Regions from separate parts of the Mus musculus genome. Here regions 1 and 3 are each linked to region 2. A link is a loop called in an ENCODE intact Hi-C map of the cell type or tissue named here. Cell type or tissue: left cerebral cortex. All regions are shown on one strand.

Region 1 (8,000 bases), 740 kb before region 2:
TGTGTGGGGGTGTGTGTGTGTTTGTGTGTGTGCTTGTGTGTGTATAAGTGCTCATGTATGCTCTATTTAATGATAGAGTAATAAAAGCAGTCTCATCTCTCCATCTCCATGTAGGAATGAGCTTGGGTTGACTCTCTCCATGCAATGGCATATGAATTTGGCCAAGATGGCAAATCATGGTTCTTTTTAACTTCAAAGAGACTACCTCTACCAAACATAAGGAGGCCTTCACCATAGTTCAGGAGAGGCTGCAGTTTGACAATCTGTTTTGCAGTGCACCCATGGGAGAACTCACAGAAGCCCTGTATCACACACCAGAGAAACAGAAGCAAAAATACTTTTAAAAAATGCCTAAACCACTCTTCCTTATTGTGAATTTTTTGTTATTTGGTTGTTTTAGTGTTGGAATTTGGGGGGGGGGAGTTGTTTGGTTGTTTGGTTTTGTTTTATAATTGCTCTATGTTTTTGTACTTTCATTCTGTAATGAAGTTCTGGGGAACATGGTGTTGGGAAGCTTGGCGTTGTGGAACTTAGTGTCGAGGAGCCCTTGGATTTGATTAGTTTGTGTTCAGTTCACTTTTTCCTCACCCTAAAATTTGGGGAAAGTTAAAGATATTTAGGAATGAGCTTGGGTTGACTGTGTCCATGGAATGGCATATGAATTTGGCAAAGATGACAAATCATGGTTCTTTAACATCAAAGGCATAATATTGAGAATCTATTAATAGTCAAAACAAGTTGGATTTCTTCTGTCCTTGATCACGGCAGTATTTTGGAAGCAATTGGAGAACTAAAAGGAAAGGACAGTGTGTGACTGGTCTCTGATAGTGCCAATACAGATGACTATGGTTGATGACTTTAAATGTCTGACTTAATGAATTCTGTCCCTTGTGCTATAAATACAGAAAACAACTTAAAAATGCCACAAATCTCTCTCCATTGGACTCTTTCTGTTCACTTCTTTACATATGGGATTTTGCTGCAATTTAAGGGATCTCATGGCAGAATACTAGGTCTGAGAAAAGATAGGCTGGAGAGAAAGCAAACTGACAATTAATACATTTATTTCTTTTTGCCTTCTTTATAAGTTAATGGGTGTTAATTAATAGGTACTAAAATTAATCATGGTAGGGTAGGATTATTCAACATTTTTGGGTCCAATACAGTGGTAACAGCTTCAATCAGAGAGTAACATGCCCTCCTACAAGTAGCGCTTAATTACAGGGATTAGCAAGCAGCAACTCTCTTAGTTCCCTTTAATTTTTTTCTGAGACATATTACAGCTGATTCCTGGTTCTTACACCTTCACATAGCATAGGTGGTACTAGGGATGAAGCTGCCGATGGGAAACATCCAAGGAGAACTGGCTGAAATAGCATGTCCAAGGAGCAAATTAAATGAAAAGCAAAACCAAACAATTTCCTTTTAACTGTGCCCAGATCCAAATGTCTTTTCAGTATTAAAGAAGCAAAATAGTCTTAATCATTTACTTATTGTTAAGATCATATAAATACAAGATTTCTTAGCATGGGCTTTGGTGCAGCATCGAGTTCTAATGGGGAAGTGACATGCTAGGAGCTACGCCTCTCTGCTAGGTGACAAGGAGCTTTGGTGCCTTTTCTCTGGCGTGACATGGGATTAGGGCAAACATGAAGTGAAGTGGGTGCCTTCATTAACCGGGAAGGTGAGGGGGGCGCATCATGAGTATTTTTTCTGGTTGACCAAAAATGTCTAGCTTAGTTCATTATAGTGAAATTCATTTGGCCTCTCTAGCAATTGAATCTTATGCCAAGTACGGAGCTGGCAAAAATTATATGCAGAGGAGGGTGGTTGAATCCCCAAAGATGATCCTGAGCTACTCAAAAGAGTTTCTGGTCAAAGTCTTTGAGCACAGTGCAAGATAGAAAAATGGAGTGGGAGGAATTTTTGGGGCTACTTTGCAATCTAATAATGTCAGCTTTTAGGGCGGAGGAGTAGAAAAATGGAGGTGGTGTAACTAGAATAAGAATATTCTAGGATTAAAATGTTATCTTTAAATATTGTGCTCCCACAGCACAGCAACCCAGGGCTTTCATGCTGGCTGCCAAGAAAGACTAAATCTTTTTCACTGTAGAAGTAATTAAATGTTCTCAGGCACCACTAGGTGGAGATGTAGGTTTACTCACTACTCTCTTGGCTAAGATGGCCCAGGGATGTCTGGAAAATCCTTAACAAAAAATTTACAGTGCTGGAGATTGATCAATTATGAACCCTGATAACCTCACATTCATGCTAATCTTTTAGGAGGAGGGACATACAGAGTTTTCTTTTAAAAGTCATCACATAACCACATCAAATGGACCTCAATGAGAACCATAAGTGGTTTTATGTGAATAATTTCTACGTCAAAACTTTAGATTGTTAAGGCTGAGAGAATCAGTATATCCTGGTTATGAACTGTCTACTGCCAATACACATATTGTCCTTTATTCTCACACCAGCTGGTGGTTCCTAGCGAGAGAGAGAGAGAGAGAGAGAGAGAGAGAGAGAGAGAGAAGAGAAGAGAAGAGAAGAGAAGAGAAGAGAAGAGAAGAGAAGAGAAGAGACGAGCAGAGAAAAGAGGAGGGAGAAGGAAGAGTTTCCAAGCACAGAGTTTTCTTTTCAGCTTTATTAGTGACAATGTGCCAGCCACTGGCAAGAGCTGGAAAGTGCGTGTTCGAATGTGAGGGGTTGTTTCTAACTGAGGTACTTTCTGAGAATCTCATTACATCACATCTCAATGTGTGAAGTGTGATTCACGGCACAGTTTGCTAAAGGCTAGTTAGCTCTTGTCTCAACAGTCTTAGGTGTCTAATATCCCATTAATCAAACCTTAGTGAAATGAAGCATTTCAGTTTGTTTTGGCTAAGCCTCCCTTCTCTACTTAGTTGACCCCTTTTCTTTTATGTAAACTTTTCTATGCCCATTGGTGGATGGCATGAGCTACCCGATGCCTTCCAGAACAGACAATGAGTACCAACCGTTTTCTGGGAAGGCAGGGAGCCATTTATTATTCTTCCTTTCACACTTGTCTCCCAGATGAAAATGCCCTTGAAGTTCATTTAATCATTCATCCACATTTTCTCGCTCCCCCATTCTCTTCGCTTCTTTCAGAGGAAGAATACCTCGCAGATTTCATCTAAGTCGCCCATGTAACCCTACTCCACAGAGGGGCTATTCCACCTGCCCGGATCCCATTTAAAGACTTGATTTTCTCATGGAGGAAAGCAACTCTCCACTCACGGCTGGGAAAGTTCCAAGAACAATGCTATCACTGCCTCGCTACAGTCATGGAAGTCCAACGCCCCCTCTGTGAGATACAGCAAAGTCAAATAAATAAATAAATAAATAAATAAATAAATAAATAAATAAATAAATAAAATAAAGTTTTGCAGTAAGCCATCATTATACCAAAAGTTAATCAGGGTGTCAGGATGGCTGAATCATCTAAGTTGCCAAAAGATATTTTTAAAAAAATCAGGAAGGTATCTTATGCTTGAATATCAAAATGTTTACAATTTAATGGCCATATAAATTAATTAGTTAGGACAAACAGTTAACATTTTTAGGGGCCACTCATTGCCAGTGGGAACACGGGAGTTTATGTGTAAGACACAATTTCCAGCCTAACACTGATCTTTGGCTGCTAGAAGTTAATGTTAAGGAAATTTGAATTCCTTTTTCAATCTGCATCGGCACTAAGGACTGGATTATTCAAGTGCAGAGAACACCACGGAAAGAGGAAGTTGCATTTTTCAGGCTCAGCCATGTGCTCTTTAAAATGCTTGCTTCATGGCAGTCTAAGCTTGCACTGACAGTGTCTGGTCTGCCTGAAACACCCCAATAGAACTGTAGAAAGCACAGAGTTCGGCAGCCTCTGCTAGACCTTTGGGAATCTTCTGGTCTGCACTGGTCTGACTCAAAACAGCAGCATTAATGCTGCAGGACTACTGTCTGCATGACTCTTCTATTCAGCAAATGGAATATTCCAGGAAACACTAAAGTTATAGAAATATACAATCCTTCAGGCGTAGGGAAAAAAAAATTAAACGTACCTTTGTAAGATGTGGCTTTCTCTAAACTACTTGGCTTGTTTTCCCTGCCTGTAAGCAGTAAGTGCTAAAAAGACCAAGGGGTTTTTGTGTTACTATTATCCCTAGTTTAGTTATACACTAGAAGCTCAGTGAGAAAAAGTCACAGGACTTGCCCAGGAACACACAGTAATGAGTGAAGAGATCAGGTTGCACAGCCTGGCAATCCCCTGCCAACACACACTTCATAATCATATTTCATTCATGTGCCACAGGACAACATTTCCTTGAATGAGAGACAAGCTCATACCCCAAAGATCCCATTAAGGTTATCTCACAGATTAATTGTAGTTTGTAAGTGTATGATGCTCAAAGACAAAGAGGGGCCATTGGCACATTCCCAAGAATACACCCCGTTTGTTAAGGGACCCATGTCCAAAGAGATTTGCTTCCAATATAGCATAACTTTATTTATTTATTTATTTATTTATTTATTTATTTATTTAAGAAAAGATTTTTCTTAGCTAATTTGGACATGGAAATTACCCTTTAAAATACCTGATGGTAGTGCCACCTTTTCCCAAGAGATAAACGGAATTTTCTCAGTTTATCTTTTCACATAATAGGATTTTTTTAAAAAATTAAAAATAGCATTTTAACATATCATTAGTCTTCCCTAAAGTAAACATACGATGTATACTTTAAATCTGTTTTTAGTACAGTCAGTACATGTACATAAGGATGCTATTGGGAAAGTTTTTTTTGTTTTTTGTTTTTTTAAAATTCAGTCTGTATTATTCCTTTGTAGAAGTACAAAGGATTTTAAAAATCAAAATATCTTTAGAATAACACTATATATTGGCTAATAAATAGTTTCAAGCAATATTCATATAAATATCATACACAATCACTTGTGTGCATGGGATTATGTCTGAAGAAACTCCTGCAATCAGCATAAACTTTTCCCAAGGGAAATAGGTATCTTTGAACCAGGCATAATCTAAACATAAAAGTATTGTTTTACTCAAACTGAATATTAGAGAAATTCATATAGATGAAAAACTTCAAATCAGGACTTAGTAAGAACCAGAAAGTACAATCTCTGCCAGCCCCCATCCCTTTCTTAGCGAGACCCCAGCTCTTTGATCCCGTGGAAGTTTAAAATCTTCATAATCAGTTACAGTTTGTGTAGAAAGGTCGAGGGCTTGCCTCAGCACATACTAAATCTTAAGACTTGGCTTAAGAAAATTCACAGTAGAAGAATAAAAAGATTCTCTTGGTGGGTGAGATAGGAAGGGAAACACGTTACACGGAGCCTTAGACTAAGCAATTATTGGGGCTCAACTTGCTCTTGCTTGTCATGCAGAGGAGGCGATTGCTATGAGACTTGTGGGCACAGATGAGCAAGGGAACAGAGGTTAGGTTCCCCTTCAATTCTTCTTTCCCACACCAGGCGGAGGAGACCCCCAGTCTGCCACCTGTGTTTCTGACAAACCTGTGTGACCTTCTAACCACCATACCCCCCATTTCATCCTTAGTAACTTTGAAGTTGGGACTCAAAAATGTTTCCACTTTCACTTTTAGACTCCCTGGTCTTGCCCAAAGGAGTGTGTGCTTCCTGGATGTTTTCTTTCAAATGTCTGGGAACGTAGGGCAAACCAAATAGAAGAGAAAAACAAACACTGAAGAGAACAGAAAAGGAAATGGGCTACCTTGAGAGACTCCTCCCCCCACTGACAGAACAAACGTGGCATCAAAACAGGACGTCATTTGTCATGCACGACTCCATTTGCTAGATGTGAATCCCATGGAAGGACATTTATCTAAATTATCCTGATAAAGTGCCATTACTCTGGGTAGAGAGAAAAATGGTCGGAAAGGCCAGTCAGCAAACGAGAATCTTGCTTTGGTTTAATTGAGGCAAAACCTAAGGGTGCATGGAGTAGCTAGTGCTTTGCACACTCATATGTATGTGTGTAAACTCAGTTCTAATACCCCAAAGTTATCCCAGTAGCTAGTCAGTCAGCTCTTAACAACACAACCCAAACAGTAGTGATTCAGGACTTTAATATAAACGGAGGCCTTCACTGCTTCAGTAATAGAAAGCCGGTTACCAGATTGTAAACAAATATAAGTAACGTCTGCTAGTCTGTGCTGACAACAGATAAGAAGATAAATGCAGATCTTCTCTTAATTAGCCTTTCTTAATTAAAAACAGCAGCAGCACTCTGATCAAAATGAACTCTGGTGGGAGTGTGGTCACTCGGTCTTCTGGGTATCACTTGAGGAAAATTAGATTTTTTTTTTTTGCTCTTTTCTAGGATAAATTGTGCACTAAAGAAGGAATAAATGCTGTCTGTGATCAGCGTCCCCTCGGTTTTTATCTGCCTGAGATGGATGTGTCTCTTGCCGTTTGCAGAATGGCGTGGGGGCAGACTTAGCCATCATTAGCACCCCGGGATGGATCCAACTCACTAATTACTTATGCTGTCCTGGTTCACTGAGATTTAAGTACCAAGTCAATCCCATTATCTGCAGTCTCCCAAGCTTGCCAGAGTCATCCGTCTTTCATGGAAAAGAAGCACCCGGGTTATCAATTGGACCCTGCAAGACTTGGGATTTTCCTACTTCGGAGAAGGCAAGATTAGTGGGACTCAAGTCCAGGCCCTGCTAAGCCGCACTTTGGATGCGATAAAAGTAAATAAAGTGACAATTATCCATAACTATGTGAGGAAACTGGGAGGGGTGAGACAGAGAGCGAGGGGAAACGGAAGGAAGGAAGGAAGGAAGGAAGGAAGGAAGGAAGGAAGGCAGGAAGGCAGGAAGGCAGGAAGGCAGGAAGGCAGGAAGGCAGGAAGGCAGGAAGGAAGGAAGGAAGGAAGGAAGGAAGGGAAAAGAGCACAGGAAAAGCCGGTCTTTTGCTGTCCTGCGGCCTGATGTTTCAAGCAGTTCTCTGCATCACCTCTGAGCCACACACGATAATTCATGTTACAAACACATGGTAATACACTCAGAAATCAGGAATTAAAGTATTCTGAAGGGCTGTGTCCTCTACCCCCTCTCCCCCCCCCCCCCCCCCCGCCTCCCTGGGAGAGGAGAGATGGAATTGGAGAAGCGGCCCTGGGAGCCTTGTGAGTGGGCGACATGCTCAGTCTGCAGGCGGGCTGTGAGGCCAGGCCTCCTCAGCTGCTGGGGTCCGGTGATTGGCACCTGCTCTGCTGAGGGGAAGGGCCTGGCAGCTATTGGCAGCGCTGTCACGTTCATTTGCACACTTTACGGAGCAGCAGTGTGGCTACTAATACAAAAAAGGATCTTCTGAGCAGCGTGACATCTCTCGGAATGGAATATTTGTCTTTACAAATGATTGCTCTGCTGCCAGCACTTGACACGGTGCTCGCAAACACGTGTAATTGTTGGAAGTGTAATGATGACTATTTGCATATTTAATGTTCAAACAGTTTTGAAGAAGCAACCTAGACCAAACCTTCTAGGGGGAGATTTGAATATGTTCAGCATCAACTCGAGGAGTCCCAGGAAGTAGGAGGCTGATGCGGGGGGGGGGGGGCAATGGCAGGGATAATTGGCTTAAAGTTCAACCACACCATCCTGTCTGGGTGCTTTTATTCCGGGACACAATAGCTCTCTCCAGGCTCATGGGGGTGGAAGTTCAGCAACACCAGAGATGTGCTTTCTCTTGGCTCCGTTTCAAACGTAAACTGCAAGACACTCTGTGTCAGCCTGGTTTTACATTAACCAACTGTGAATCCAAGGATGAGCGCCAGGAAACAGGCATGCAAGCTTTGCTGCTCTGAGCAAGTATATGCGGAATTTGTTACACACCGTGTAGCCACTGGGAGGGGGAGATGTCCTCTGGGCTCTGATACCCAAGACATCATCACTCCAGGGGTGCCGTCTAGTTGAAAAATCTAAAAATGGTGTCGCCTTTAGGTT
Region 2 (8,000 bases):
TGATCACCTCTCTTCTCTACTATGTATCATCCAGACAGCAATGATCAGAGAACACACACAAAACAATTCACTCTATAGGAGACCTTAGCAACTTTTAATGGGGATATAACCTTAAAATGTAGGCCTCAGGAGCTGATGGGCCAGCTTCAGTCCTTTTGTTACTATGCTATAAAGCAGGAAGTAGTACTCAAGGCTTCTGGAGTGACGACTGACCCTATGGTTACAGTGTGCAATTGAAAGCACGTGGAATGCCAATGCTCACAGTAAAAGGAACGTGCTTGTAGAGGGAGTGAAATAAAGAGCTAGAAAAGAAATAGGGTGAGTAAGACTTTCCAGACATTGAATGAAGAGATGAGGAGGAGCCATGGGCTCAGATGAGGCTGAGCCCAGCAACGTGACATACAGATGAATTCCACATGTACATACATAAGGAGTGTCCCTCTCAGTGAGGGCTGCTACAGGCAGAGGTTACTCTCACCTATTTCATTTAGCAATGTTAAGCATCAACAATGAAAGGGCGAATTGAAGACTTCTGAACTTTCCTGGCTTAGATTTCTGTAAGATCATGTGATTGACGGGCCAAACTTTCATCTGTTCAATATTGTATTATTTAAGAACTGCTACCATGGTGTCACTCCCTGCTCCATCAATTCCCAAACAAGAGACAATTTATAAAACAAGCAATGAGAGTCAAGTGCCTGTCTCCTTTTCTTTTTAGGCAATGCTCTATCTCAGTCAAAACCAGAGTGGCTTCCTTTCTCAGTGATTACTATGGTAAGACCTGGACTTCAGTGGGCATGTTTATCAGCTTCTTTAAGGGCAAACCTACATGAGAGTTTCACATCTCCTGTATTTGAGGCAACACTTACTGAGAGTCCTGTTACATGCATAAAATGAAAAGAGCAGGCAGACCTGAGTCTGTGCAGAGCACCCGATGTTCTGGCATGTTTTGCCATGTAAGACACAGAAGCAGATCTTGTTGGGCAAGCATAGCTTCCAAAGGAGAAATGATTCAGCCCTAAATACTTTGAAAGAAGCCTTCTCTACAGGAAGATTAGTTTAAGGGCTGGAAAAAATGTTTTCTGATTCAATGATTAGTAAAGGGAGAACATATTTGAAAGTCTATTTTTCATTTAACACTATTAAACGGTCCAGCTTCATGCATCTCATGTTTAATTTGAAAGCTTCCGGTATTTGAGATGTGATGGCCCAAGGATTGACACCTACTGCCAACCTTTGGACATGCCTACATTTCAGGACAAGAGGAAATATAGCCCATCACTTTAGTGAGCAGGAAAGAGCCCATTAGTTGAGGAGAAAAGAAAAAGATCAAATTTAGTTGAATTACTTTCTTGGGGTAAAATATTGTGCCCAAACCATCATATTTGACCATTTCCTCAACAACAGAGTGTCCTGAAGAAGGAAGCCTCTGTAGACCCTGTGCTCAATTCTGTCATTTCTGATGCTCATGAGACCCCAGGTGGCATGTACACAGGAAACACTATAGGGTTCACTGGTCCTCAGAGAGATCTCTAGCTACTCTGTGGTGGGGTTAGCTATTCTAACAGTATGCACTGTTTGAACACATATATTTACTTCTATGTCCCTAGTCCCATTCTGCTGTATACATGAGTATGTTCTATTAATGTCTTCATATCAGTAGATATGTGCTTGTCAAACCACTGAAAATTATTCAGTCACTATATATTTTTTTCTTTCTTTGGTTTTCCAAGACAGGGTTTCTCTGTGTTTATCCATGGCTGTCCTGTAACTCACTCTTCAGATGAGTTGACCTTGAACTCACAGATATCTGCTTGCCTTTTCCGCCTGAGTGCTGGGGATAAAGGCATGTGCCATCACACCCAGTCAAAGTGTAAGTCTTAAACAAAAATCACTAGGTTTAAATTTCCAGAATGATCTAGAACATTGAGTTGAAAAGATATCTTAACTGCTAAAAGCATCTATGAAATGCAGTAACAGATCTTCCTGTTGTTAGTCTCTGGCCAGAAGACATGGTTGTTCACCTACCTCATAAGTAGCAATAACTCATGCTTCTATCTTCAGAGCAGACAGCCATGCATTTCAAGGGACATAACCACTGCAGAAGAAACCTACAGAAGCTCCATCATAAAATCCTTTCTGCTACAACAGAAACTCACAACAGCAACTGTCATTTCTAAGCTCTTACAGACACAAGGTTTCTCTGATGAGTCCTAACTATTTTAGCATGACGAGATTTAGTGATTTCAAATTTTAGTTTGTTCTGCCTGATTCTGTTGTGTTTATCTCCATACTTAGTAATCGTTAAAGACAAGGCGATCTCAAGGGTTTTTCTTGCATTTTCCTGTATATTAAAATAGCAACACTTTCTGTGACTTTGGCCATCTTTGTCTCCTTCTTCTTAATCTCAGAATCAATGGTGAAATGTGCCAGGGGGAAAATAACACCATACAGTGTCACCAACATTTCGAATTTTCCTATTGGAGCTCTCATGAGACCTGATATCTTGACTGCAGTTCTGAAGGAGACATTTCAGAAATCCGGTGAGCTCCCTGTCATCTGATGTCGAAAATGAAATAACTCTAAGCAAATGTATCAATTCCCACTTTACAAATTGCAGGATAAAACTCTTATTTCCCTGTTTCGCCTGTAAATATCACATTGAGCATGTCTGACTTTGAGCTTTGCTCTTGCAGACCAAGTTGTGAAGAACAGGTTCTGTGGTGTATTTGTAAATAAGATCTTCGTTCATTTGGAGAGGCAGAATATCTTCTCTTGGTATGGGAAGGAATGTAAATTGTCTACAGATGGCTTCTGTTATAGGTTATAAGGGTGGGGGGAGGCCATAGAGAAACATTTACTTTAAAGAGCAAAAGACAGCCCACCCTTGTTCATTTCAATACAATAAACAGTTACATTTCTCAGTTTAAATATTTGGAAATCAGATCCGGAACACATGTCCTTTGTTCCTAATTCAAAAAAAGTGGTAGTTTTGTTTAAAATTTTTGTTTGCCATTAGTCTATGCAATCTGTGTTGCGGCAGATGCATGACAAGCCCTATTAAAATACAATAAAGGAGCACCCCGGGTGCTTTATTAAAAGTAGAACAGAGAGAATATTTTGATGCCAAAGAATCATAATCTTCGAAGTTGGTTTTCTAAAAAGTAATTGGAATCAATGGGTTAATTGTTTTTAGACCACTTATAAGTAAATATTATTAGGAAACTATTTTAATTACTATACTTTATGTGGCCCAAATGTAAGCATTTATTAATACAAACCAAGCACTCATTACAAATTTGCACAGAAAATGATAAAATATTATGTATGAAATGAAGCATTAGCATGGACCATTAAGTCCTCTATTTTCATTTAATTGAATTTGTCAGTAGTACCCTCTTTAACTGAAAACCAGTCATAACCACAAAATTAAATAATAATTAAAGAAACAACTATTGAAAGAGTAGCTTGGGAACTAAGGTGCCATTTAACCAAAACATAGCAATTTAATGTAAATTGCAGAGCATGTAGACACAGTTCTGAAAACGATGCTTCCTGGGCTCCCATGGATGTCTTCGTGAATGATTCCACTTTACACACTTGATGGCCTAATCCGAGGACCTGTCTGCTTCCCAAAGGGTGGGAAATCTGCAAAGGCCCGTACACCTCTCTCTACTGTGAGAAGACCACAAAGGTAATATAAAACACACTAACTTTTTCTTAGCTTCTTGATAATCTTGGACTACTAATATGTGCATTGACATACAGACCTAGGAGTATGTGTCTCCTTCATATTCCCATAAGTCACAGAGCAAACCGTCTATATGACAATATACTATCAAAGCTATGACTACAGCACACTTGACATTTTGTATGTACAAGCATGCACTCTTACCTGAGACTTTTGTTTTACTGCTTAATTTAAAAAAAAAAATATTGTTTATAAGCTCCTGACTTAAAAATTCTAATCCAAGGCACAGTTTACACTGCCAAAAACCTTGGTTTCACTATATGTGCATGTGTGTACATGTGAACATTTATTCACATTTATTTATTCTTGCTAGCTGCTTCCATCCTCTGCAGGTCATTTTTTATGCTGTCTAGACAGGCTCCATGTTGCACAGCCAGCAGGGGGAGATAGGATTTAAGGAAATAACAAACTGCGCTTCAAGAAAGCAACTAGTTTAGGAGACAAACAAACAAACAAACAGAATTTGTCAAGGCATCGAGTGGAGTACCTCTATCGCATATGGGGTAGGTGTGGATGTCACATATCATGTAGGCTGCCAAATGGAATTTTTGTGCAGATCCATTGAAGGTCTAGGTTTGAAGTCCTGCACACAGATGCCTTAGTTATTAGCCACACACTTGGCAGCGCTTCCCAATAGAGAAAGTGTGAATCTATGAATCTGAATCTGAGAATCAATTTACACAGGACAAAAATCACAGCATTTACATACACATACTCATGTACTCAGAGAAAACAACACTCACTGTTGCAGCTTCCTATTGCTAACAAACGGGGCACTAGCAGGTAGAGATCGAGGAACGATAACCATACCAAGCATAGAAGAATTTCAATATTTAAAATGTAATCATTATAATGCATATAACTTAAATTGCATTTGTCATAATATATTTGTGACTCACATACATGTGTAAATCAAGCGCTGTGAACACGCGCTCCTGGGCTCCTGAGTGAGAATTATTTTTGCTTGAAAATGATCAAGCTTATGATTTGGAAGAAAACACTCTCCTTTTATACTAACCAATATCATTTTCATAATCATAATTTAACCAGGAAGAAAGTTCACTGGCTCTGTCTAATGACGTTAATATGTTCCTAGTCTGCCGTTAGCGAGAAGTGGCCCAAAACAGGAAAGTCAAGTTTGACATTTTACTGAATGAAGCTAACCTTGTCACTACCGAAAAGGGACATTTTAAAGCCCACCTTGCATCCACAAACTGATTCCCAGCCAGAACACGTGCACATGCTCTATTTAATGTGAAAGTCAACCAATTTCAAGACAAAATGTCTACACCCATACTACAGAGTGAAAACAAACAGCGTGTTAGTAATTCTATCTGGGCATAAATGGCAGTTACATAAGTTGTATGGATTTTGTTTTGTTCCTGTAGGATGATACGCAAGAAAACTTTCAAACTTGCACTGTTAGAGTTTAAAACAGGCATTCCCCACTGGGCTAGCGATTATCTCTTATAACTGGAAACATGAGTATGCAGAAGTTTGCCTTTCCACATCCAAGCTGGCTCTTCCCACGTCGCTTCTCAAGGATTTCATTACAGACAGCCATTTAAGGCAAGGGCAGAATTTGAGAGTAAATTCAATTTCAAAACTCTTGTCAATCCTGCTACATACAGGCATGCATGCATGCACATACATGAGTACACACAGATGCCTCTTAAACTCTGATGTGACTTTGCTATAATCTTTCAGTTTTTTGAGTGTTTGTAATTAAAATGTTTGATGATTAATAATTGTGCATGCTTATGACAATTAATTCATATTTGGTCTGTGTATATATTGTACAAATAGTTGGTCAAGGTTTTTAAGACATCTGGTAACACATTTTTGTGTGTGATAAAAATATTAAATTCATGTTTATAAATTTTGAAACATATCATAAACTATGATAGGCAGTACAACAACTCACAAAAGTTTGTGTTTATAATCTTGACTGAATGACTTTATTTTGATCATGAATACATTTATCAACTCCTCCACCCCCAGCCACTGATAACCACCAACCTATTCAGCTTCTTTGAATCAAACATTTTAAATACTTTGTATAGAAATATCATACCATATAAAATTTTTCTGTGCCAGTTTTATTTGACTTGATGTATTTTCCTCTCTCATCCAAGTAGTCATGAATAAAAGAATATAATTCTTCTTACAGGCTGTATAGTATTCCATTGTGCATATATGTTTGTGTGTGTGTATGTGTGTGTGTGTGTGTGTGTGCATGTGTGTCACATCCATGCTTCTCATATTCATTCCTCTATTGATGGATACTTATATTGATTTCATGATTCCATGTCTAGGCTATTGAGAATAATTCTGAAATGAACATGAGACTGCAGATGTCTCCTTGACATCCCGATTTAATTCATTGGATATGTACCCAGAAATGGGATTACTAGACCATATGGCAATTCTGTTTTTAGTTTCCAGTATTCCAATTTTATTTTCTATCCAGCCCATACGTAGTACCTGACTGATCTCAAGAGAATAATTCAGAAGTGTAGCAACTGAGAGCTGTGAAGCTCCAGCCTCGAGGGTTATTATAGAGACTGGAACTCACCTTCATACATGGCCTTGAACCTGCTCTGTTCTGACCCTCTCACTTTCAGACTCTGGGTCAAATTCATTTCAGAGAGAAAGACTGCAAAAGACTTTAGCTAAAATATCCTTCTCTAACTAAAATATTTAATTCCTCTGAGCCCCTGAATATTTTATCATATATAGATCAAACTGAGATTCATAGAATTTAATGTGGAGACTTGCGCTATTTTTATGTCTCGGAGATGCTGATTTTGTTCTCCTACAATATCAATACACTTCCTTTTAAATCCACAGCACTTGGTTCTCTCATGTAATCCTTCACCCTGCATGCCTGTCCAGAATCGTCCCCTGTTTTGGACAGAACGACATGACTAACTTGACTGCTACAACTGATTTTCAGAACTGAAATAGAAACATATGCTATAAACCTCACTGTCTGGGGATCTATGAATATAACATCGGTATGTCAACGTGGCCATCTTCCAGGACTGTAAAAGAATGGGATAAATGTTGTTGGGCCATAGTTTATCAGAACATTTGAGAGGATTATATCAACATTTTATGTTTTCACTGGGAGCAAGGCAATCTCTTCAGTGCTGGCATTTAGAATGCGGATTCAGAAGTCTCCGAGAGTTGCCAGAAAAAGTCCAATCTCAGAGGGAGACCCAGATGATAGGGCACTAATCAGAAATGCATCATTCCCGCCAGATGGTCTGGATCTCGCCGCGATACACAGCCTGAAGAATCGCGAGAGCTGTGAGGCGCAAACTGACATTTCCATTCTAGGTTCGACCATGGATGGAACCTGAACATAACAAAAGTCTCCTAGTCTATTGAGTTAATCCAGACCCAGGTTGATGGGGACACCGTCTCCACACAGGAATCTTTTCAAATTCTGCACCCTAGAGTAGCTCCTGAAAGTTCTGATATTTACCTGTGGCTGACTCGAGTTGGTTACATAACCATGCCCATGCTGAAGGCATGGAAGAAGTCCAACCTACCGTGTGCCCAGAAGGATTAACAGGTCAGTTGAGTACACTGTCTCTCAATGAAACCACTGGGAATAAAGTGAACGAAATAGCCCTGCGCTTCTTTATAAAAAAGGAATATTTTGATAAAGTTTCTTTTTGTTTTGTTTTTTAGTTTTTGTTGTTGTTTTTATATTTGTATAAGTCTTATGTTTATAAGTGCTTGTTCTCATGTTTATCTGTTAACCATGTGGATGTCTGGTGCCCAAAGTGGTCAGAAGAAGGGATTAGATGATTCAGAACTGAAGTTACAAACTGTTGTGAGACTTCATGTGGAAGATGGGAATTGAACTCAAATCCCTTGCAAGAGCACCAAATGCTCTAAATTGTTGAGCCATATCTCCAGCTCCAAAATGAATAATTTTTATGGTGTAAGTTATTTCTTTTAATCAGTTCCTCAACTAGAATTTTAAAACTCTTTCAAAAAAGCATTTGCATAATTAACTGAGAACTTTAAAAGTCTGTAGTGTTAAAGAAATAATTAGCATCCCCCCTCCCATAAGCCTTCACTTCATGTCTAGAGTCACTCAGCATGCTCATATGTGCACCATATTGTCACACGCTGCAGGGCTGGTCTGCCGAACTTCTAGTAAACATAAATTAATTAACTTCCATCATACGTGACCAGTGAGTCATGTGAAATCTTGGCTGCATTTCATCCTCTG
Region 3 (8,000 bases), 340 kb after region 2:
GATAAAAATATGACTCCTGATCCCATCAGGCTAGCATGGGAACTGCCCAAGGTGACTTTAGATCCTGCTATTACATGGAGGGGGCCTACTTTTCTACGAAGCCACCCATCAAACTAAAACACTTAAAATATGAGAAATACAGAGAGATTAAAAATGTTGTTTTGTCCCTGTGCCCTCTAGTGAGTCTAGCTAAGGGTTTATCTATCTTGTTGATTTTCTCAAAGAAGCAACTCCTCGTTTGGTTAATTCTTTGAATAGTTCTTCTTGTTTCCACTTGGTTGATTTCACCCCTGAGTTTGATTATTTCCTGCCTTCTACTCCTCTTGGGTGAATTTGCTTCCTTTTCTTCTAGACCTTTTAGGTGTGTTGTCAAGCTGCTAATGTGTGCTCTCTCTAGTTTCTTTTTGGAGGCATTCCGAGCTATGAGTTTTCCTCTTAGGAATGCTTTCATTGTGTCCCATAAGTTTGGGTATGACAAAAGGATGGACCATCTAGTGATTGCCATATGCAGGGATCCATCCCATAATCAGCTTCCAAATGCTGACACCATTGCATACACTAGCAAGATTTCGCTGAAAGGACCCAGATATAGCTCTCTCTTGTGAGACTATGCCGGGGCCTAGCAAACACAGAAGTGGATGATCACAGTCAGCTATTGGATGGGTCACACGGCCCCAAATGAGGAGCTAGAGAAATTACCCAAGGAGCTAAAGGGAACTGCAACCCTATAGGTGGATCAACATTATGAACTAACCAGTACCCCGGAGCTCTTGTCTTTAGCTGCATATGTATCAAAAGATGGCCTAGTCGGCCATCACTGCAAAGAGAGGCCCATTGGACTTGCAAACTTTATATGCCCCAGTACAGGGGAACGCCAGGGCCAAAAAGGGGGAGTGGGTGGGTAGGGGATTGGGAGGGTGGGTATGGGGGACCTTTGGGATAGCATTGAAAATGTAAATGAGGAAAATACCTAAAAAAATAATAAATAAAAAAAAATTTAAAAAAATGTTGTTTTATCTGTGAGGAAGTCTACATCAAATGCTAAGTGCAAAAAAAAATGATGAAAAAAATCCTTCTGTGTTCCTATTAAAGAGAGTGGAGTCTACATTCTAGTGGATCCTATGGACTCACAGAACACATCCCACATTCTCAGAAGGCACATCCCATAGAAATGCAAATATCACCAAATGGCAGACCTGGCATGTCACAGCCTCATACCGGGGATCAGACTAAAGAGGTTTTTAATGGTACAGTGAAGTTCAGAGCTTACTGGGAATTTTAGGAATTTCTTTTATGAAGTCTTTAGCAATGAGTCCCTAATAAGAGAAAAGGTGTTGGGGACCCTGTAAAGGCCATGCAAATCATTATTCAAACCCATAGTTGAAGTCTAGAGGTCTATGGCCAATCAAAGGGATTCTTTCTGCCCCCTGGTGGATGGTGAGATGTTTCCACAAGCCTTAAATCCACAGTGGTGACTTCGCTGGGGCTTTGGACCTTGGTTTCTGGAAAAGACAAACTATACTGTGTCCAGATTCTACCAATTTCTTTTCTAGAACAAAATCACATGATCTGGGCATGTGATGGAGCTTCCTCTCATTGCCTTGTGGTACATCTGCAGCAACGAGTGAGTCCACCATGGTCGTGGGTAATTTCTCTTCAATGTTTCTCTTCATATTAGACTCTTTTCCCTCTCACCTCATCCTTCAAACAGAAGATAAATGAGAAAGGACACACCCATCTCCCCTTTTGCAATTCCCTGCGTTTTTTTCCCTCTGGAAGCTATTTTTCCAAATAACATTCTCTTTCCTTCTCTGAGGTTTGTCTGAAGAGTTTACTACCCTGAGCTTCCAATGGGATGTTGGATTTACAGGACAAGGAGCTGACAGTGTTCATTTATTTCCCAGGTCAAATAATCCAAAACAATTTGAGGAAAAAATAATAAATGCTTGATAGCCTGTCACAGGGATTTCCATTCATTCTCAACCCTTAGAGAAGTATTTCTGAGTGTGAGATACTCTGAAATTTTATAAAGTTCTTGCAAGAGGTAAAGATAATAGATAGTGATGACATTCCCTCTTCACAAATACTTGTGCTGTGGAACCTGTGCCTAGCCACAGGACTTCACAATCATCAGGGATTGGCAATTCACACAGCTCAAAATCCCATTTGCAGCATAGCTTCCCCCATCCCATGGGATTCATTGTGGGAGCATTTTAATATCATAGTTTTCTTATAGTCGAGAACTCTGGAAGAATTGCCCTGGTCTAAGATAGAAGGCCTTACATCAGAGTGGAGATAATGAACTGACAGCACACACACACACACACACACACACACACACACACACACACATACACACACACATACACACACACATACACACACATATACACACACACATACACACATACACACACACACACACATACACACACATACACACATACTCGCATGAGAGAGAGAGAGAGAGAGAGAGAGAGAGAGAGAGAGAAGTCTACCTCTTGAATTCTTTGTGATGAAAGTTGATTTCTGGAGATAAGAAATGAATTTTAGTCTTTTATGAGCATTTTTAACTTCTTTTCTTTGCAACTGTACAATTTCCTTTATGAGAACAGAAGAACACAGATTTTTTTCACCATCACCACATCCTCTCCTTCTTTTAGACAAGAGCTGGGATTGTGTTCTTTTAAAGAGCTACTCAAGAGCCCACTTCCATTTCCAGTTCTAGACAACCCACCTTACTTCCTTCAGTCTTCAAGAAAGATGATGTTTGAATATCTTGAATATTCTAGTCTTTTCTGTAGACACCTCTTTTCCCTAAATGTTATTCCCTATAGTTAAGACCAATGCAATCTTTCCCTCTCCTATCTCTACACAAGTCTCTCTCTCTCTCTCTCTCTCTCTCTCTCTCTCTCTCTCTCTCTCTCTCTCCTCTCTCCCAGAAGTTCCAAGAACAAATATTCTTTCTAAAACCAGTGTATACTTTTTGGAACAAATACCAGACTAGATTTCTTATGTTTGCCTTTTATAGAGCTCACACTTTAAAATGCCCAGTGATCTCTGAGAGTGGTCTGTTCCACCGTGAGCATCAAACAGCTTAATCATCTACCAGATGCTGATAGCAACACCAGCATCCACAGGTGGATGTCGAAGCAAGCCGTGTGAAGAGGACACCGATGATGGAGGAACCCCTTGACTCTGGACTAGATTCCTTCCCAGCTGTGAACACGAGGCTTGGAAACCAGAGATTATTCTTAGAGCAATCATCACTTTAAAAGTCAGACTTCAGATCTAAAAAAGAGAGCCACACCGAGCACTTGGTGGTTCCTCTGAGTTTCCATGCGGGTTCTTTGGGGAGGGTCTCCTGGTCTAATCATGGTGATTTGTGGTTTATATAGAGGTTCTGAAACTCAGGCATCATCATGAAGGCTTATATGTTTAGATCTGTACACAGCTGTGAGTCATAAACAAAAATACCAGAATCTTTCTTCCTTAGAGAAATTAGAGCTAAAAATTAGAACATATTTCCAATAAGACCACTCAGATAAAAGCTAACAAAATTGCTTTATATAAAAGATAAAAGTAACTGGGTAAAGCCAGCCTCAGGCCTCCTCAGGCCTCTGCCTTCAGATCTCTCCCTTTGGATAAATAGATAACTGACCCTTAAAACCACAGACCTCCTTGGTCCTTGTCATTGCAAAGGAGAAGGAGAAAGGGAGAGAGGAGAAAGAGAAGAGAGGAGAGAGAGAGAGGAAGGGAGAAGAGAGAGAGAGGTCTGAGCTCATTACTAATTGGAACAAAAAAGTCTTAAAACTTAGTAATTTGAGAAATTAGCCAACTTTTTCCCTGTAGATGAATTGTCCTCATCTATGATATACATTTCAGAATGAAACTTAAATTAGCTCCTTAAAGTGGTCTTGTGACTTTAATTATTCACAAAGTACACAAATTTAATGAGTTTTTAAATATTAAAACTCGTCTCCATTGTCACTATGGTGAGCTCTTAATTTACAGAGCAATTAAGTCAGGACCCTCATTTATCAGGACATGTGCGTTTGTGGAAAACGTCGTCAGTTTTTATTAATTGATGCTACGGAAAGACTGAGGTGAAATAAATGCATGTCTTCAGAGGTCGGGTCTGTGGCAGTGGGGAGCTGGCAAGGAGTAGGATGTGAGTGAGCTAAAGAAGAAGCCACCGCTAGCTCGGGAGATTGCTGAACTATAAACAGTGCAATGGTTACCGCTCTCAGCCAAAATGCTCTCGAGAAAATGCCCCCTGAGTTTTTCTCTGGCAAACATCTGTCATGGGTAGTAGCTGAGAAACAGGGAGACTTCAAAGCAGTACTTTCTGATTATTAGCAGAGTGTTGAGTGTAATGTTCTTACATTTTAATGTGAACCAAGTGTTGATGAGCTGAGAGCGTAGAATTAAAAAAAGTAGCCCAAATTTCCTTTGTTCTTCAGAATGGGGCTGACAGGAACATTAGCAGTCAGGACTGCTCCTCCATACTTAACCACGCTGAGCTACTGTGATCCTAAAGCCTGAGATGGGTGCTGGGAGCAGAGCTAAGCCAGTCCCTGTCTCTGGGTATCTATCCATCCATCCACCCATGGCACTTCCATCCATGGTCAGGTGTCCGCTGCTCAGCATAAATTATTGATGGGCAATCTCGTTCTAGAAAATGGTTATAAGAAATACAAAATGCAAGACCAAGTTCAGGTGGGCTATCTCTGACCACTTGGCTAGAGATAACACCTTCCTCACAATGAGTTTGCTACGTAGAATGACGAATACACTGTCAGTTCGGGGCCGTCAATATAAACAGAGAGCAAGAAAGAACCAGCAGCATTGGGGTCACTTCAGGCTGTAGTTGGAATGGTTGTTCATAAGGAAACTAAATGTGTAGTTAACTCGCGGTGTTTAGGTAAATGCAGGCTATTTCAGTGCTTTCATATGAAAAAATTTGACAGTTAACAAGCCCCAAGAATTTATTTTTATGTCTTTGGTTTTGTTTTGAGCGAGCGAGAGAGGAAAAAAGTCCCTTCTATAGATCACAAGCTAGCTTCGAGTCCACCATTTAGGCCTGTCTACCCTCAGATCTACAATAGTCCTGCACCAGCCTCCATAATGTTAGCATCATGGGTCAGGCTTTCCAATCATGCTTTAAATCTAGGAACTTTCCCAAATCACCCTCAAAAACGTATACACACACACTCATAAAAAGTTACCCGCAATATGACACAAATACTTCCCACTGCGTTTCAGTCACACCATTCTCTTCTTGCAACTTTGTTTCTACCAAATTCTAATTTCTCACAATCAGATGGGGGGAAGAGGGGGACGTAGGCTTTTTCCGGAAAGGGTAAGGGAAAAAGGGAATGCTTCCTCCTGGCTCCAGAACTCACGGCCTCCAGAGCAGCACAAGGTTTCCGGAGACTGTGCCAAGTGATTCCCCGTAAGCAGGGGTCGGTTAATACAGGTCCATTCCTCATTTAGACAGGCAGCAGAGGCAAAAGGTGGGGGGTGGGGGTGGAAGCAGCAGGCAGCAAGCACTGTCTTCCTCAAATACTCAGTAATAAATTGTTCCTTGCACAGAGCACAAGGCGGATTTTTCTTTCCTACGTTTCTTCCCTCCTTTGCTGGGACGCCAATGAGAGGCTGGCTTTCCCACCTGGCCCTGGCTGCCTGTGCCCATAAATTTGCCTATGCAATGCCTGTTTACGGGTCGCTGATGGAACATGGAGACGGTGCATTTTGCAAGCACTGGGTAGATAATCATGGTAATTGATGTTTGGAGCTGTGAGCTCCTAGGAGCACAGGGTCTCTTTCTCCCAGTGAGGCCCTGCTCTCTGTTATCAGTCCAGCCCATAATTAAATATCACTCTTTTACAATATGTTTCAGGCTCCTTAATGAGTCTAAAGCAGAAAGAGTCACCTCTTTCCCCTCGGAGCTTTATTTGCTTGTCATTAAACAATGTTATTGAGCTGCCTTCTTTCCCTCTGTTACCAAACCCGCATCATTTCCGTTTTATAATTGCACAATTAGAGTCAAGGCTTCACTTTCATACATCAGCAGGCCCTGAGTGTGTGTGTGTGTGTGTGTGTGTGTGTGTGTGTGTGTGTGTGTGCATGTGTGCACAAGTGTGTGCGTTGGGCGAGGGGGCATGTGTCTGTGTGTGTGTGTGTGCGTGTGTGTTTATGTGAACAAGAGAGAGAGAGAGAGAGAGAGAGAGAGAGAGAGAGAGAGAGAGAGAGAGAGAGAGAGAGAGAGAGAGAAGGAAATCAGGTGTTCCTATAGACCACTCAAATGCATCTTATTTTCAGTAACGGCTCTGTTTTGCAAAGCAGGAAGCAATCTACAGTGAGTCATTTTCTTCTATCAGACACCTCCACTAACCAACACTCTGACTTTCGCGGTGACCTTGTGCTGTGGAGCCCAAGGTCCAATGTGCTCATTGTTACTGGCTTGCATAATCCCATGCCCCTCCCCCATGTCTTTTTTTTTTTTTTTTTTTTTTTTTTTTGTCTACCCCAAGCAAAATCCAGTCATTTATATTCAGAGGCTAAATGGCCTTCTTTTTGCCCCCAAAGCTGGCAAGCTGTATAAGACCAGTATTTCCCTCTAACAAATTTCCAAAGAGTTCCTCCTTTTACACACGCGTCTCCCTCCTTTCACAAACACACACACACACACACACACACACACACACACACACACACTTCTCCAGGCACACACTGGCGTGCACCCCACCCCCTCCCCCCACCCCCAAGCGGCTCTAAGCAGTGCATTAAGAATCTGAAGAAAATCCATTCCCACTCTGCTGCGTCGCTTTCTTCTCAAGTCGTGAACCCATCACAGACTTTGCCTAGCTCTGGGTTGCCACGGTGAAGATTTACAATGCCGGTTATTCATACAACTGCCTTCTCCCCCCCACCCCACCCCCCACAGCCCCCCTTCCCCGTTCTTCGTAAATCCCTTCTGCGAGGGCAACCTTGATACTGAGACTCGTAAAATTCACGCAGGCTTATCATCCTTGGTGAAGGCTCCAGGCTGCCTTCTACATCCCCTGCCAGCTCTCTCGCCATGAACGCTGTGTGGGCCACAGACTTTTATCTTCCCAATGTGTGGGGACTTGGGGGTTGGGGGGGGGGAGCCGAGAGGGATCACTACCTAAAACATAAAAGAACGCACACGGGGACACCCTTCGCCACACACACACCTAAAATAAAATCAATGTTTCACCCATCATTTATTAATTTTTTAAATTACGTTTTGGTCTCTGATGTCCACCATTCACTGGATGTGGGAACGTTGAATTTAAAAGTGACCCGAGTTTGAATACAGACCTCTTAGGGTGTTCGTTGATGAGCACCGCATGATGACAGCATAGACCATGTTCACTCTGCACACAGAAATCTCACTACCTTCTTTTTCTCTTAATTTTGACTACTCCCCACCCTCAGTGAATACAGAGAAGGGGAAAGTACCAATCTTAAGAGTGAAGGTGTTTGTTGAACGACTGCCTTAATCTAGCCAAGTGGTGTATGTATTTGTGAGCTCAGTAAAAGTAAAAGATTTTTTTTATTTAAGAGATAAAATAAATGATATTCTATAATTAAAAAGAAATTTTAATCATAGAAAGTTTCTCCCCATCTAAAAGTAGATTACCCTTATGGTAACATAGTACAGAACTATGTCTTAAATATCACCAAAAATGTTTATGTGATGTTTTCTAAATATTTATAATGTGCTATAATAGCAGGTTAGAACTGGGTACGTGTTCGCCTGAAACCCTTTTTATAAAATTTACAACTTTATTTTTAGCACATTGAAATACAAGCTTGTCTTATGGCTATGCTTTTTTTTTTAACCTTCTTTTTACTTCTCAAGAATGAAAACTTATGATCTATTTACATTTTTTCATGCATGGCCTTGTTTCCTGCAAAATTTCCTTATTCAAAATCAATGGCAATCCATGAATATTAAATAGAAAATATAT

The links. A loop is a pair of places that touch in the nucleus more often than their neighbours do. Peaks named below come from ENCODE experiments on the same cell type or tissue, not always from the same donor. Only the 100,000 strongest peaks of a DNase experiment are listed, where the experiment ranks them.
Region 1: a loop joins it to region 2, with 3 times the contacts of the local background. A loop is called at or near these places in 6 of 42 quality-filtered maps.
Region 3: it touches region 2 in a loop (4-fold over the local background); 12 of 42 quality-filtered maps call a loop at or near these places.

What each region holds. Positions count from the first base shown.
Region 1 is chr1:41,150,597-41,158,596 of GRCm38, forward strand. No RefSeq gene overlaps it. Among named protein-coding and RNA genes, the nearest start is that of 4930448I06Rik, 27 kb to the right of the region's middle. In left cerebral cortex, a CTCF peak has its summit at 2,131 (motif pointing right); DNase peaks (open chromatin) are centred at 2,074, 2,818, 3,257, 3,822 and 4 more places; H3K4me3 peaks cover 344 bases.
Region 2 is chr1:41,893,838-41,901,837 of GRCm38, forward strand. It overlaps Gm29260 (a long non-coding RNA gene), which reads left to right. Exons shown (of 6, transcript XR_373362.3): 2 at 3,523-3,694; 3 at 6,602-7,331. Among named protein-coding and RNA genes, the nearest start is that of Gm29260, 150 kb to the left of the region's middle. In left cerebral cortex, a CTCF peak has its summit at 4,121 (motif pointing right); DNase peaks (open chromatin) are centred at 4,154, 5,171, 6,270, 6,788 and 1 more place; H3K4me3 peaks cover 264 bases.
Region 3 is chr1:42,237,160-42,245,159 of GRCm38, forward strand. No RefSeq gene overlaps it. Among named protein-coding and RNA genes, the nearest start is that of Gm28175, 17 kb to the right of the region's middle. In left cerebral cortex, a CTCF peak has its summit at 1,431 (motif pointing left); DNase peaks (open chromatin) are centred at 1,400, 3,198, 4,229, 5,826 and 3 more places; H3K4me3 peaks cover 457 bases; H3K27ac peaks cover 286 bases.